2 separate regions of the Homo sapiens genome follow, and region 2 is linked to region 1. A link is a loop called in an ENCODE intact Hi-C map of the cell type or tissue named here. Cell type or tissue: mammary epithelial cell. All regions are shown on one strand.

Region 1 (8,000 bases):
CAAGCTAGTGTTGCTGAAATATTTTAATGGTCTGGCATATTCACTTTCCTTTTTGGAAGTTAGTGGATTGGCAGCTAGAATATGAATATTATATTTCACTCCTCTTCCTTTTTTTCTCTATCTTCTAATTAGTCTTTCTCTGCTTTCTGATTTTTCTTCTATCTCATCCTACTTATATGTTTTCTTCTTTATGGTTAGCAGTGAAATTGGTCTAAAGAGAAAACTTCTGTTTGTAAGGAGGGGTTCTTGTCTAGGTAAAAGTTTTTGGAAAATTATTTATTTCTAAATGTGCAGAATGGGTATATAATTAATAATTTTTTTTCTTAGAACATAGTTTCCCTGTAACCATGTTTTGGTATGGAATGAAAGATGAAACTGAGATTATTAAGGCAAAAATGCAGTAAGACCTCCCTCACCCTGAAATTCAATCTCTCTGGAATTTGATTAGTGTTTTTGTTGGTTTTACATATGAATATTGTTAGAGGGAGAGGCTTCTAGAAAAAGTGGGTCAAAATGAATATTTTTGGTAAAACAGAAGCTGCATAAAATGTCTCATTTTTATACTCATAATAGCCCTGTGGGGCAGGCACCATTGGTAGCTTCCCTTTGCACATGAGGGAGAATTAAGGGACTTCTCAAGATCACACAGCTAATAGGTGGTGGATTTAAACTAGGTGCCTTGAGTACAGTGTTTTGTATTTCACTAATACTATGCTAGCATGGTGTTTTGCGCTTCAGTAATACTATGCTAGCATAGTGTGTGGATTCTGGAGCAGGACAGAGTTGAATTCAATGTTTTCCAAAGGCATTCAGGCTATTTGATCATTTCTCTTATATGTGATTCTCACAGTCAGTTGAGTGCTTCACAAAACACACCAAGACTCATCAGTGAGCTGGATTGTTAAAAGGTTATTTATAGTGACCTTGTGAGAGTCTAAACACTCCAAGTATTTCATCAATAAAAGTGAATAATAACTTTTATTATCTTTTTTTAAGGATGTTAGGAGGGTTAATCTGTCACTACCTATAGAGCAATTTATATAAACTGAAGCATGTCCATGTCCATGTTATATTAGAACTAATTCTTACCAGCCCATATCTGGTCATCAGTATGCCCTGGATTTTTATATCATGTTTGGTTAATATAAAGTTTATCATCCCCTCAGTCATTGACCATACATCCATTTCATGAGAATTGTAAAACAAGGTAAAGTCAGATGCTCACAGTCATTGATATGTGCTACAGTTGAGATTTAATCCCCAGGTGATCTTACATTAAGGAAATGTCAGTAATCTGTTAGAGACACAAGTTCAACAAATTCAGCAAGATTCTTTTACAGTTGCAGAATCAAAAAATGTCCAAGTGTTAACTCCTCATGGTTCAGCCAAGTTTCTTTTTTCTTTCTTTCTTTCTTTTTTTGAGTCAGGGTTTCACTTTGTCATCCTTGTTGGAGTTCAGTGGTGTGATCATAGCTCACTGCAGCCTCGAACTCCTGGGCTCAAGTGATTCTCCAACTTTAGCCTCCCAAGAAACTGGGACTACAGGTATGCGCCACCACACCTGGCTATTTTTATTTTTATTTTGAAGAGATGGGGTCTTGCTATGTTGCCCAGGCTGGTGGTGAATTCCCATCCTCAAGTGATCTTCCTGACTTAGCGAAGGTTATTTTGTTTTGAAATTTGGAAGCATGGTTGGCGCTTTCATAAGCTAATACTTTAAAGCTTGTAGCTTTAAGGTACTTGTCTGAAGTTCACTGAAGAGGAGCAAAAGATCATTATTATTATTTAGGCCTCTAGACCTTGCTTGTAAATGCACATATATGCACATGCATAGATTCACACACACACAGAATCCCAACTACAAAGCATTTTTCAGAAGTCTTATTCAAATAAAGAGGTAAATGGCTCTGCTCTTGGTGAGACCCTAATAAGCATGTGATAATTAAATTATTTATCTCAGGAACCTATGTATCATTATTAACACTAATATTATAGCAGATGGGCTTTTGGATCAGTGGAGGGCCTTTGAGCAGCTATTAGAGAACCAGTGCACGGGAGTACTGTAAAATAAATTAGCCTCATCATTTCACTTCAAATCAGCAAACGATTATTGAGTGCACATCCCTGAAGATGCGTGTCTCCATGCTTATGTGCTTATGTCTGGTGGAGGGATAAGATCAGTAAGTAACGCAAGCCCATATCAAGTCAGTGTTTAAGAGAAGTACTGTATAAATGTGAAGCTACTGAGATGCAGTGGAGGAGCTCATATCTGGTTCTAGGGGTGGAGGGAGCATCTTATGGAGAAATGCTGTTTTGTTTTGTTTTGTTTTGTTTTGTTTTTTTTGAGACAGTGTCACTCTGTTGCCCAGGCTGGAGTGCAGTGGTGTGATCATGGCTCGCTGCAACCTCTACCTCCCAGGTTCAAGCGATTCTTATGCCTCAGCCACTTGAGTAGCTGGGACTACAGGTGTGTGCCATCATGCCTGGCTAATTTTTGTACTTTTACTAGAATGGGGTTTTGCTATGTTGGCCAGGCTAGTCTCAAACTACTGGCCTCAAGTTATCTGCTTGCCTCAGCCTCCCAAAGTGCTGGGATTACGGGCATGAGCTACCATGACTGGCCTGAGAAATTATGTTTTTAACTGACTTTAAAAGACGGGTTTTGTCAAGTGCTGGGGAGGCATTTAGACCAGGGGAACAGCATGAGCAAAAGTCAAAGGGCAGGAAAATGTACAAGAAGTTATCCAGTGTAGCTGGAATACAAGACCCATGATGTGCTGGAGGCCACGTGAAAAAAATAAATAGAGATTACTTCATGGAGAGCCATGAATGTTGGCTTGAGAGAGTTTTACTTACTGTAACAATTCCGCAAAGATACCTAGAGGCAGCACCCAGGTTATTACGTAGTCTCAAAAGAGTATTTCTGACAACTTCATTTTAAACATTTTTTTCTTTTTTTTATTAAAAAATTATTTTTGGAAATGGGGTCTCACTGTATTGCCCAGAGTGGTCCCTAACTCCTGAGCTTAAGCAATCCTCCCGCCTCAGCCACCCAAGTAGTTGGGACTAACAGGTGTGAGCCCCTGTGCTAGGCTAAAACATTTTATTTGTGCATTATTTCTTCATTGCCAAAGGATCGAAATCTCACTTGCTTTTTTCCTTCTGGGAGTTTTGTGGGCTGTTTTGGTCTGCTTAGAGAAAACCACACACTTCCAGGCTATTCTGCCTCTGTACATTTCCAGCCTTCCTTGAAACAATCATCTCGAGAACTGTGAAATTATCCCGCTATAATCTAATTGGTGGTGACCACTCAGTCCCTTTGCACCAGAGAACTTGTATCTAGCAAGTCTCTTTCTTTCAAACATTTGTTAGTTCGTTAAAGATGTTATGTTAGCAGTAGGATATGATGCATCTGAGAAGGAAATAAAAGACCAGGACAAAAGACATGTTGAATAGTCAAAGATGAGCTGTAACCATCAGGGAACACTAACTGTAGCACCTGATTTTGATTGAAAAACATGATAACATTGGCTTTGAAGTTGTTGCAGATCTGCTTAAACTTTCTTCATGGATGGAATGAATGAAAATTATGAAGCATTGATGTAAAAATAATTGTTTTTGGTCTTTTTTTTCTTTGTAGAAACCAACCTGCCTTCCCTCCCTCCCTCCCTCCCTTCCTTCCTTCCTCCCTCCTTTCCTTCCTTCCATGCATCCATCACCAGTCTTTTCTTACTGTACAATTTCCTTGACAGATGGACTTCTTGTAGAAGTTTACCTGAGTTTAATACGGGTGACCGTCATGGGTGCAATATTTTGCTGCAGGAGATGGAAAGACATTATTTTTTTTTCCTCCACAAAGTTGTATGGCAGGAACATGTAAAGCTGCATCAGTAGATCTTAAGACGCCTGTTCTCGTGATCTTGTTCTCACTTTGCTTAGAGGTTTCCCCAAGGTAATATTAATAAGGATGTATCCAGTAGTAACAGATAGTTCATTGACTCTATTATTTCTGAAACATGTATTGTCTTTTACGTAATAGTAGTTACTGCAGTCATTACAGTTCTTTTTCTTTTACATATTATAACTGAAGCAGTTTCTGTTTTTTTTAACAAATACAAATGTTTAAAAATCATGACACTTCTTTACCTTGCTGCCCATTATTTCTCAGCAGTTAAAACTTTATTACTTTACTGACAGAAAAAAGAAAGGATGAAAAACTATAAATATAATGATATAGAAAATCTACAGTATTTTTAAATGTCATATTTTAAAGATTTAGTCTCTTTAAAGTGAGTTTTTAAAATGAATTCATATAAATAAATGCAAAGTGCCATAGAAGTAATGAGGAATATTAAAAATATTTCAAGGTTTTTAAGGCATTGGGAAATATGTTCAAGACTTTGAAAACAGAGTCCACCAGCCATATCAGCCCGTTTGCTATTCCTGATGTTTGTATTTTCTTCTGGAGGAAGAAAGATTAAAAAGTGGATCTTGTTTTTTAATTCTCTGCATTAGGGAGTGAAATACTTTCTCTCACCGAAAGATAAGGGTAATCACAGTTTTAAAAACTGGCTACTCCTTACATGCATGTACCCTTGCAAATCCTGTAGCAACTGAAAAATCTCCTGATAGATGTAAAAATTAATTAATGTCTTACTACCATGCAAAGAATGTGGGCATAGGTGGATAACGGTGACTAAATCCCACAGAATTTGTGTGGCTTGCCTACTAAACCTCGAGTAATATAATATAAGTGAAAGCCAAAACCAGTTTTCTGTTGTTTTCCTCTCCAGCTTGTTCTTTATAAAAGTTGGACCTGTTTGTTTTGTTCTCTAAGTGTGCCATGTGCAGCACGCCTGTGTAATTCCTGGTCCTTGGAGCAGACTGCGGTGTGCAGGATGCCCGTGCAGGATTTGGGTGGCTGGAACTGACAAACTGGGATTAGCTGACCTCCTGCAGGAGGCTCCAGTGGCCCCTCGGCCGTGGTGAGAAGGAGCAGAGCCTTGGTGTGTATGTGACCTCTAACAGTGAAGTGATGCCTAGTTCACCGATACCACTTGCAGTAACCTGAATGACTGGTTATTCTGGTCAGGAGAAAATAGCACTGACATCATGTGATTCTGGCAAAGTAAACCACATTGGAACTTGGCCTTTGAATACCCAAGGGGCTGGCAGCAATCTCAGGGGTTGGCTGGGAGCCCCATTGAGTTCACTAGTAATCAGTTGACTGCTGAGCTGGACAAGCTGCCCTAGTTTTTCTGACAAGCTCTGTCTAAAAGAATGATGGGCAGTCTGCCATTAGGATTTTTAAGCAGAGTTGCTAAAGATTAACTCTTTAGCTACTGTAAATATATCATGTCCTTCGTTATGTGTTGGTATGCAATCAGATGAAAGCTTGGAGGGAGGTTCTAATTCCTCATTCAGTGATTGCACCTGGAGTTCCTCTCTTGTAAAACAAACACCCAAAGGCAAGGAAAAACACCGTAAAGTTCTTTGTATGTATGTTTCAAAGGAATGCCAGTGGATAGGTTTTTCTTGAGGTTTCTAGTTTGCTTTTTAAAACAAAATACTATAATCTTTAATTATGTAAAATGTTAGATGTTGCATTCTGATCATACTTCAGGAATAGACATCACCTAAGAAAAGTCTCTGAAAAACTACAAGCATTTAGTATTTACTTATTATGACACATACCCATGGATTTCATTTTCAAAAAAACTTTTATTAACTCAGAGTATTCTAGAAGAAAGGAGGTACTATACTCAAATGTCATAAGTCCAGAGAAACCAATTCTTTTGAATAAACGTGACTTCTCAATGGATTTATTTGGTTATCTTTTACTAGAAAAGGTGATACCTTAGTAACTTTTATTCCTTCTCTCACATAGTTAAAATAAAATATAATTGACAGAGATATACAGGTTGACTTAAAATATTCTATATACTGTAATCCCGGTGATGAATTTGGTATGTTTAATGTTGCTTTAAACTGGAATATTTCCTAAGGCATACTCTCTTTTCTCTAGGTAACTATGACATAAGCAAGGGAACACCAAAGTTCTTTGATAGTGCTTCAGCACTCCTTCACAAAATCAAATTGAGGTAGTAGTGAGGCCACTGTGGGGATGTAGTAGCCAATGATGTATCATTTATCTTGGGACACACCTGAAAGTTTTAATGGCAAAAGCTGAAGTTTTGGAAATCTGTCTTCCTTTTGAGCTAAGGCTTTAATTCTGCCTCCTCTTTGATCTTCCCTTCCAAAAAGCTGCCTTTGAGAAATGGTACAATTTCTCTCTCATGTTTAAGAGGTTTGTGACATTAGCTACCTGGGGACATTATTGTCCATCAGAGAACTTACATAAAGAAAACAAAAAAAGATATTATATGCACAGACACTGTCTAATGGATTCTTCCTGTTTCCCACTCCTCTTATCTTCCTTGACTCAGCACAAAAGTGCTCAACAGGCCATAAACTCAAAAGACCCTCCTCCCTGTTAGAGCTAAAAATCCTGCGTGATAACCTTTCAGATGCTCAGTTAAGGGCAAATTTGTAACTGAGTTTTAAAACTTGGTGTGTTACCCTAAGACTTATCAAGAAAAGAAGAAAGAGACTCGAGGGGTTTTGAACAAGGAGTTAGGAATAGGTGAAACTTTTTATCATGTTTGTTCCTACTGTGTGGGGTTTTGGGGGAGTCAGAAATGGTATCCACAAGACTTTGGCATTTATGATGATATTCCTGCCTTGTTCCGGAATTCCTCTATTTATCCCTTTGCATGAGGACAGTGTCACCACTGTCTATTGCTAGGCCCTAAATTATCTCAAGAAAGGGCTTAAGGGTGGTGAAGGGGTTGTGGAATTACCTTCCCCTCTCACTTTTCCATTCTCTCTTCTGCCCTCTCCCTCCTTCCTCATTTCTTTTCCCTTTACTCTCCTTCCTTCCTCTCTTCTTCTCCCCTCCCTCCCTCTCTCTCTTCCTTCCTTTCTATTTTTTTACAGTACTTGCTAAGTATCTACTATTGTCAGTGAATGCACAATGATATGCAATAATCATGATAGACGTAAACTGAGGAAGTTTATAAGATAATGGGAGAAAACAATTTCCCAAATCAAAGGATCACAAAAATGCACTTTAGCCTAGGCAACAGTGAGACGCAATCTTAAAAAAAAGTAGAATGAACAATTGTGGTGAATCATTTGGTGAAAAGGCACATGATGCTATAAGAGCATAAAACAAAGGGATCTTATAAATATGTGAGATTTCCGAGTAATACTATTTCTTGGTAATACTTAAGAAAAGAAAAAAGCTAAATCTTAGGTAGTATCTCATCTCCACCACTTACTATTTAAACTTGGGCAATTTGTTTAAGCTCTTTGACTCATAATTTGCTTATCAGTAAAGCAGAGATAATAATATCTACCCCCATCCTCAGTTTATGTAATTGGAAATACTAAATTTGAAATATTTAGTTGACGTACAGTGAGAATTTAATGAAAGGTATTTCTTATCACTAAGTTCTTATTTCAGTGGTCCTTTTGGTCACTGAAAGGTGTCAAATTCTTGCTGCTATTTGGTTTGTATATTAATTGCAAGTGTAAGAAACTGAAGTTATACAGACTGAAGTGAGAAAGGGAGATTATTCTCTGATGTAATTTAAAAGTCCAGTTTATCTGCAGGTACAGTTTGATTCAGGTGTTCAAATGATGTAACTGGGAATGTTTCTCTGATTCTCTTCCTATGCCATTCTCTTTGTTCCCTTACTTCTCGGGCAAAGAGGGTCTCTTTCCACAGTGAAGGCTTATATTCTATTAGCCAAGCAAACCCAGTGGGGAGGAAAATGTTCCCTTCCTCACTAGTCCCTGCAGACGTTCCTGGGCTGGATCTCCTTGGACTACCCCTGAACCTGTTGCTGAACTGGTGCTTTCTTCTCTTTGGCTATGCTTAAGTCTCCTGCCTGTTCTTGGAGAGGAGCTAGAGGAGGATCACGAGACACCCAAACTAC
Region 2 (8,000 bases), 130 kb after region 1:
GAGCAAGACTGAAGGAAAGAAGACAATAAGGCTTTGCAATAATGTATGCAAGAAATACACATACATGTGTATGTATTCTTTCATAATAAAGGAAAACTTTTTGTCTTGTATTTTACTTTTCTTATTTTTTTTTCTTTTTCTTTTCTTTTTTTTTTTGAGACAGGGTCTTACTCCAGGCTGGAGTGTAGTGGCGTGATCTTGGCTCGCTGCAACCTCTGCCTCCCAGGTTCAAGCAATTCTCCTGCCTCAGCCTCCCGAGTAACTGGGATTACAGGCACTCACCACCCCGCTCAGCTAATTTTTGTATTTTTTTTAGTAGAGATGGGGTTTCACCATGTTGGCCAGGCTGATCTCGAACATCTGACCTCAAGTGATCCACTCCACCCACCCTGACCTCCCACAGTGCTGGGATTACAGCCGTGAGCCACCATGCCTGGCCTGCTTTTCTTATTTTTAAAGGACTAGAATGGCTTTTATGGAAAAGGTAGTCATTTTTACTCTCAGTTTGAAATACGACATTTTACCCAGTGGTATCAGGCCACCTACAGCTCATGCAAGCACAGTGCCAGGTTGCCCATAGATGTGAGTTCGGGTTTGATTTCTGCAATTTCACTTGAAAATAGATCTCCTCCAGAACTATTAAGGCCAAATTAATCTCAAAAGCTAAAGGACCCAAGATGGAACTATGTATATATCTTTCCAGGGTTTGTGTACAGATGTGAGCAAAAATCATGGTTAAAATGAGCTGAGATTAAGAGCATTTAGACACTAAGTAAAAGATGCCCAGTTTTTCTTAGATGTTTGTATTTCCTTAAATGATACTTTCAAATGGGTATACTTCTTAAATAAAGTAATACTTCAGTAAAGAGTTTTGTTTTAAGAAATACGCATTTGTTCTCTGAAATGCATACATTTGATGGAGGATGCTCAAACTTCAGTATGTAGGAAGATTACATGGACACTTATTTAAAATATACATTTTGGTGCCTTACCCCTAGAGGTCCTGATCCCCTAGGTCTGTGTGTAGACCAAGGGATCTGCATTGTAAGAACAATACAGAGAATTTCAGAAACAGTGCTCTGGACGTTCAGAGAACAAAGTCGTGACTATAAAATTGAATTTATGTTTTTTCTATTCTATACATTCTTAATTTCTTATATCTTCTGAAAAAGTTTTTTTTGGGAGAGGTAAGCAATACATCCCATAAATAGGTCCCACCCCCCCACCCACATAGTTTCAAAGTTGGAAATAAATCATTCTAGGTGATTTCCCTTTGTAGGTTATGGCTAAAATTTATTTTTTTTCATATTCTTTAAGTTGTCTCATAAAACATTAGACATTTATCGTTTATAATTTCCTATTATTTGAATTGGGAAATATTAAAATAGAAAGACATTTACTTTTCACTTCTACATATATTTGTTGGTAGTTTTAATTTGTATTTCTATGATTATTTCTCTCAACATTTTAGAGATAATGATCATACGATTACACTCTTTCTCCATCTTTCAAACTTAAGATTTATATTTCAAAAACTGAACAATAAATTATAAGAATACTAATGTTGAGAAGTTATAGTAAAATTGAACATTGTCCACATTGCATGTGTTTTATATAGTATTTCCCTTTATAAAATTATTATAAAATATGTGATATATGGGTAAAGTAATATACTTACCTATATGAAAGCTTAAATTTTCATTGCTGTGTGTTTTATTCTTGGTTTTATATTAACAATATCTTTTAAACTACATATAGTAAAAGTTAAAGTAGAAAGAAAAATAGTTGCAGAATAGAGCTCTTTTGGTTTTGAAAGAAACATTTTCATTAGGAGAGTTTCTAGCTCTATGTTCCAATGTTCATAAGCATTTATACCATGACCAGACAATTATAAATGACATGAGATGATGTTGTATTAGTTATTGTCTTTCCTTCTAAACAATTGCCAGGTAGGATGTACAGGGAAACGTTTTATTTGAAATTGAATTTCACTTTTGTTTTTAATTTTGGTAGAAAATTTTTGGCTCTTTTGCCCTCTACTTAATGCTGTGACTTGCTCTGGACTTATGAGACAAAGTGTTTTTTGTTTGTTTGTTTGTTTGAGATGGGGCTTATGAGACAAAATGTTTTTTGTTTGTTTGTTTGTTTGAGATGGGGTTCTGTCACCAGGTTGGAGCGCAATGGCGCCATCTCGGCTCACTGCAACCTCCGTCTACTGGATTCAAGTGATTCTCCTGCCTTAAGCTCCCAAGTAGCTGGGATTACAGGTGCCCATCACCATGCTCAGCTAATTTTTTGTATTTTCAGTAGCGATGGGGTTTCACCATGTTAGCCAGGCTGGTCTCGAACTCCTGACCTCAGGTGATCCACCTGCCCCAGCCGCCCAAAGTGCTGGGATTACAGGTGTGAGCTACTGCACCCGGCCTAAAGATTTTATAATCAAAGAATATGTTTTCAACGGGATATATCTTTGCTCAAAGAAGTGTTTTATCAAGTATTGACATAACCTATAAAAGAGAAACTGATTTTGTAACCACTCACAGAGCCAGGAAGCAAGATTGTTAATTTTCTAGAGTGATGTTTTATCTCTGTGTAGTTAGCCGTACTGGTGTTGAGAATAAAAATGAAAAAGTAACTGTTGATTTAGGAGAGCTTGGTTAAATCATGGGGACAAAAATGAATGGTTACCAGTTTTGTAGTTTCACAGCATTCTTCAGGATCAGAATGGAGCAATAAGGTAACCAGCTGATGAGTCAATCTTTCCTTTTCTGTCTTCTGCAGTCATCTCAACTCGAACTCCACCTCCACCTTCACCGTTGCCATTTCCAACACAAGCTATCCTTCCTCCAGCCCCATCGAGCTACTTTTCTCATCCAACAATCAGATATCCTCCCCACCTGAATCCTCAGGATACTCTGAAGAACTATGTACCTTCTTATGACCCATCCAGTCCACAAACCAGCCAGGTAAAAATAAGAGAGAAAATAAGATTAGCACCTAAGGGAGATGGGACAGATCTAATTCTGAGACACAAAGGTTAGTCAGACAGTGTGTCTGGCAGAACGTCAAGCCTTGAAATCCATCTTCAGGAAGTTGCTTGGTGACTCAATAAGTTTTTATTTAAAGGTGGCTGAATGACAGGTAGGAAGTGTGTTGCCCCAAAGGGTACATTTGTGAAGATGGTTTAATGTTTTTGGATTTTCACTGACTGAAGGGAAAGTTTATGCAGAAAGTACATTGACAGGAAAGCTCTGGGCTGGAGTTCACACCTCTTAAATACCTGGTTTGACACAGAGACAATGTGCTTATTTCAGGCAGGAGTAAGGTATGTGCTAAAATAAACACACACAAAAGAACTTACAGTTGTATTTATAGACCAACTATTAGGTATTAAAATAAGCTTTGGTAATGTAAACATTCTCAGTGTTTGATGACTACTTGAATATTCTTTGCAGAGACATGACTTACATTTAATAATGAGTGACATTACTAGAAGCGTCTTTCTTTTTTTTGGAAACATTGTGCAGTGGTTTTGGGGATTCATTTTGTAAGTGTAGTGACTCATGAGCATTTCTCACTCCCCTAGACATATGGTTTCTTCTACCAAGAGGTTACTTCATAGGAATTTGGTATATGAGCATTTTCCACAATCAAGTAGACAGTCTTTGTGCCAGACCTGGGGCTATCAATAATTGTAATATCTAAAACATGTAATGTAATTTTGATATTAGGATCTGATATTTAGCTTTGCTGCTTTACCTCTAAGACTCCTGTCCACTTATTATACCTTTTAATATTTTGGAGAATTTTCACAAACATTCCGTCATTACTACGGTGGAACATTCCTGAAATGCTAGTAAATAGTGTGTGTCTATCAATTTAAATTAGCAAAGAAAGGTGAGAAAAAAATCCCTTTGGTCTTAATTTGTTAAAATGAAACAAAATGGTCCTTTCTGAACTTTTAATTTAGAATAACAACGCATCCAGGACCCTTTGGGTTACTTAAAAAGTTATCATTACTTTTAGTTTGACTGACTGAGATATTAAACTCAATATTGAATTTTGAATTTGAAGTTAAAATTATTATTTGTATTTTAGAAGAAAATGTTAAAATGTTGTAGCACTTTTCATGACTGAAGTACTAAAGACAGCTAAGTGAGAGTGGGATCTTAGTATATCGTTTAGAAATAAAATTTGTTGTCAGCTCATGGATTCAGAAGTCTCAGTTCCATAGAGCATTTTGCTAGACTCAGCTGGGAACAGTGCACACAAGGTCTGATTTTAATTTGTGTAGAATTTCCATGAATAACAAAGTCTAATTAAGACATCCATTAAAAGTCCTTAACGTTAATTCAGTGTGGAAAATCTTAGAGTTCCATTGGATTTTTTTTTTAACTGATGTCTTAATTAGGCACTGTTAGGGGAAAAATTATGCAAATTAAAATCAGGCCCTTAGTGTTACACATTTCTTTAATTATTCAGTGCTTGTTTTACGTATATTTCAATTTCTTTATAAGTTAAGAGGGCATATTAGGTGATAATCTGCCTATATTGTTCTCAGTTTTTCTTCACTTTTTCAAGATACATATCACCTTCTAAGGAAGCATATTACTCTCATCTCAAAAAAAAAAAAAAAAGAAAAAGAAAAACTAGCAACAAAAAAACTCTCAGGATTTTGTATAATAGGAACCGTGTATAAAGTAGAATAATCCTTTCCTAATGCTGTTAGCTTCACCTTCAGACAAGACATCTCTCTTTTCTATCTACAGTATGAAAGTTCATCTATTAACAGCCTTAAAAGATAGAAATTTTTAGTGTAGCTTCATCTGTTTGAACCAGTAGAAAACTGAGGAGAAAATAGCCCTCAATTCTTCTCACCCTGAGTTTTAGGAAAGTTGTCTGCATTGACTTGGGAATTCTTTCTTTGTCACCTTTATTCTTTTCAAATGAGAGAAGTGTCTACTAGTTCATGTTGTTCAATTCCAGTAGGTGAAGTTTGTAGAATGGTCAGGGTAGGATAATATATTTGGTGGCAGCATTTCCTTGAAATTATTGTCATTCTGCTCCAGACATTTTGTTCCAGGTAGGTACTTTCAGACTGTTTTGGTGAACACTGTATGTAGAAACATTTTTACCATTGAATGTACCACCAATGATAAAATGAGACCTGTCTTCTTTCTTAAGATATTTAAAGCACTTATTTCCAGTGTTCAGATAACCAGAAATGGATGGCCTGCTGTAGAAACAAACTACTTTTTCCCTTTGAAAGGAAAAATGGGTCTTTATAGTTAACTGCAGATTTTTTTTTTAAGGAACAGTGTATCTGCTTTGATTTTTAACTCCAACTCAAAACCAATTAATTTGCATTTCAAATTAGAATTCTTGGTATTTACCATTTTAGCTTTAGAAATGGAAAAACATCAGTATTCCTTCACCATTCACTTCTAGTCAGCTGTTGCTTCCCAATATTCTCCAGCACTGCACTGATTTTGATTTTTAAGATAAGCAACTGAGATGCCTTTTCCTCCCCACAGCAATTTTGAGATTAATTGCATTACTGCTGCACCAATTATAGTGAGACAGTCATGCTATTCAATGGAATATTTTGAATAAAATTAGTTTAAAGATGTAACTCTCCCATAGGTTTCCATATTGGAAAACTCTGGTCAATTTTCCTGACATCAAGTTAAATACTTAAAATTACCCATGATGAATAATCAGGATATTCAGGAAGTCCATTTTCTTTATAGAATAAATAATGTGGCCTCTGAGGAGCCTAACCGAAGACTTAGTTCATGTCTCTAAGTCACAATATTTAAGTGTTATTAGCTGTTCATCTTTTTCTCTAAATAAATGTCTACTTGTAATTTATGTGCAGATATTTAGAAAAATATTCTGCTTCATTTTTTTTTTGCCTTTAACAGTTCAGATTATAAAGACTATATACTTGCCGAGAATAGCCTCCCAGCAAATTGCGATGAACACCGTGCAGTGGAGAATTCCAACATGGGTATAATCAAAAATAACATTCTCAGTCTAGAAAAATATATTCCACTATTTCTTCAAAGAGTGTATCCTTAGGATTTTGTTTCCTACCACGGAAACTATTTTTGTACCCAGGAGCTAAAACTCAGATAGTAACATCTTTTCTATCATTGCCCAGGGGATTTTCTCAGTTAATTCTCACAAATGTCAACAAGAAATGTTTTGTGTAACTCTCCATGCACCACCATGGATGTAAGAGTAACTCAAATAACAATGCTCATTTGCTTGTCCTCTGCTTCCCCTCAGTACAGTTTAATTTACTTTGGAAATCTTTTATTTGTAGGTGTAAGGACAAACGTAGCTCAGCATTTTATATCATTGTATGACCTCTGAAATTTTAGATGCTTTACATCTTATTCTATCTTCTTGTATTAGTAAATCATCAAAAGTTGACCATAGATCTCGGAATCTAAATTGCCTAATGTGTGCATCTCAGCACACCTGTGTGTAAGAGAGCTAGAGTTTTGTATGCAGGAGAATGGTTCTTGACTGTAAATGATGAAAATTCCAGAATTCGTTGTATTTGATCTCCTAGATATTTTTGTGTCCTTTGTTTCAGTGATATCATCATGTAGGTGAAAATTGTGTTCTAAAAGCCAAAACTGACTCATTATAGAAAATGAAGAGCAGAGAATAAGGAAGCATTGGGTTCCAACTGTAGCTAGTTCAGTAAGGAATTCCATTTTAGCCTTTGGGCTAAGCATTTAAGTCTGCACTTGAGTTTCTTGGCCTACTACATGAAAGGATCAAGTCTACCTGGCTCTCAGGGGTGCTGTAAAGAGGAATTCACCTATACCATGACGTGCTTTGAAGATGAAAACCTTCTTTGAAATGCTGCTGCTCCTTATTACTACCAACCATTGACTGGCCTCTCCGACTCCGACTCGAGAGGGCCTGTGTGGCGCCTATGCGCAGTGTGCTGGATCCACACAGTCGTGTGTGCTGAGTGGACTTGTTGAACAAGATGACTGCCTTTTGGATTGCTTCACCCGGCATTCTGTTTTTGTTTTGTAGCCTAACGGCAGTGGTCAAGTAGTAGGGAAAGTGCCTGGCCATTTCACTCCTGTCTTGGCACCCTCTCCCCATCCCAGTGCAGTGCGACCTGTGACCCTGAGCATGACAGATACTAAACCCATCACTACATCCACTGAAGGTGAGGCAGCTTCACCTACAGCAACCAGTAAGTATTTCCATAGGAAATGAGAAATGTCCATCAGAGGCACCATTGGATATCTGATCCAAGGTGGAAAACACGGCAATTTTTCCAGCTACCTGACCAGATGGAGATTTCTCATTTAAGTGGAGCTAGCAGGCATGGATGTGGCCCTGCTATCACAGGCTCTCTCTTCTCAAATTCCAGTCAGTGAATCATATTTGAAAAGGGAGAAGCTCACTTGTTTAAGTTAACAGCTATAACAAAAATAATAAGTCATGCCTGCTTGTTCAAGGTATACATTGAAATTGCACTGAGTAACATAACGCAGAATACAAAGTTTTCGTATCACCCAAAGAGAGATTAGGTAATTGGTACTTATTGGAGCATTCCTATAGAAATCAAGCCCCTTCACAAAGCAGATGGAATCAGTGCCTCTGTAAGGTAATTGCATGTTTACATCATTGTAGGTTATGTCATTGTTAAAAACAGTCGCATAAGGTTGGGAACAGATGAGGACATTTCAAAACTTAGTATTAGGCACATGTAAGCTACCTGTACTTTCACTATCTGCAAGCTTTTTTTTTAAAACCTTTTGATTATTTTGCTTATCATTGGTACATCAAATACTGTGCTTTTTAGTGTGGCCATAACATTTAAATGTCAGAGATTTAGCCAGTGAACCTTCCTAACACGTACCAATAAGCCGCATCATTCCTTTGTTTTTTCATGTAAAATACTTAGAAGTATAGAAGAAATTAATTTTGAGGTGGTTTCACCCAACTGTCAGCTTCTTAGTACT

What was found. Peaks named below come from ENCODE experiments on the same cell type or tissue, not always from the same donor. Only the 100,000 strongest peaks of a DNase experiment are listed, where the experiment ranks them.
Region 2: a loop joins it to region 1, with 2.7 times the contacts of the local background. A loop is called at or near these places in 2 of 110 quality-filtered maps.

What each region holds. Positions count from the first base shown.
Region 1 is chr9:14,248,643-14,256,642 of GRCh38, reverse strand. All of the region lies in intron 2 of NFIB (nuclear factor I B), which reads left to right. Among named protein-coding and RNA genes, the nearest start is that of NFIB, 61 kb to the left of the region's middle. RefSeq lists a silencer at 4,979-5,273. In mammary epithelial cell, a CTCF peak has its summit at 4,953; DNase peaks (open chromatin) are centred at 4,772 and 5,112; H3K4me3 peaks cover 278 bases; H3K27ac peaks cover 2,273 bases.
Region 2 is chr9:14,115,406-14,123,405 of GRCh38, reverse strand. NFIB (nuclear factor I B) reads left to right here. Exons shown (of 11, transcript NM_001190737.2): 8 at 2,782-2,966; 9 at 7,060-7,198. Among named protein-coding and RNA genes, the nearest start is that of LINC00583, 190 kb to the right of the region's middle. In mammary epithelial cell, no CTCF peak of the experiment used is centred here; DNase peaks (open chromatin) are centred at 3,065 and 3,545; H3K27ac peaks cover 1,071 bases.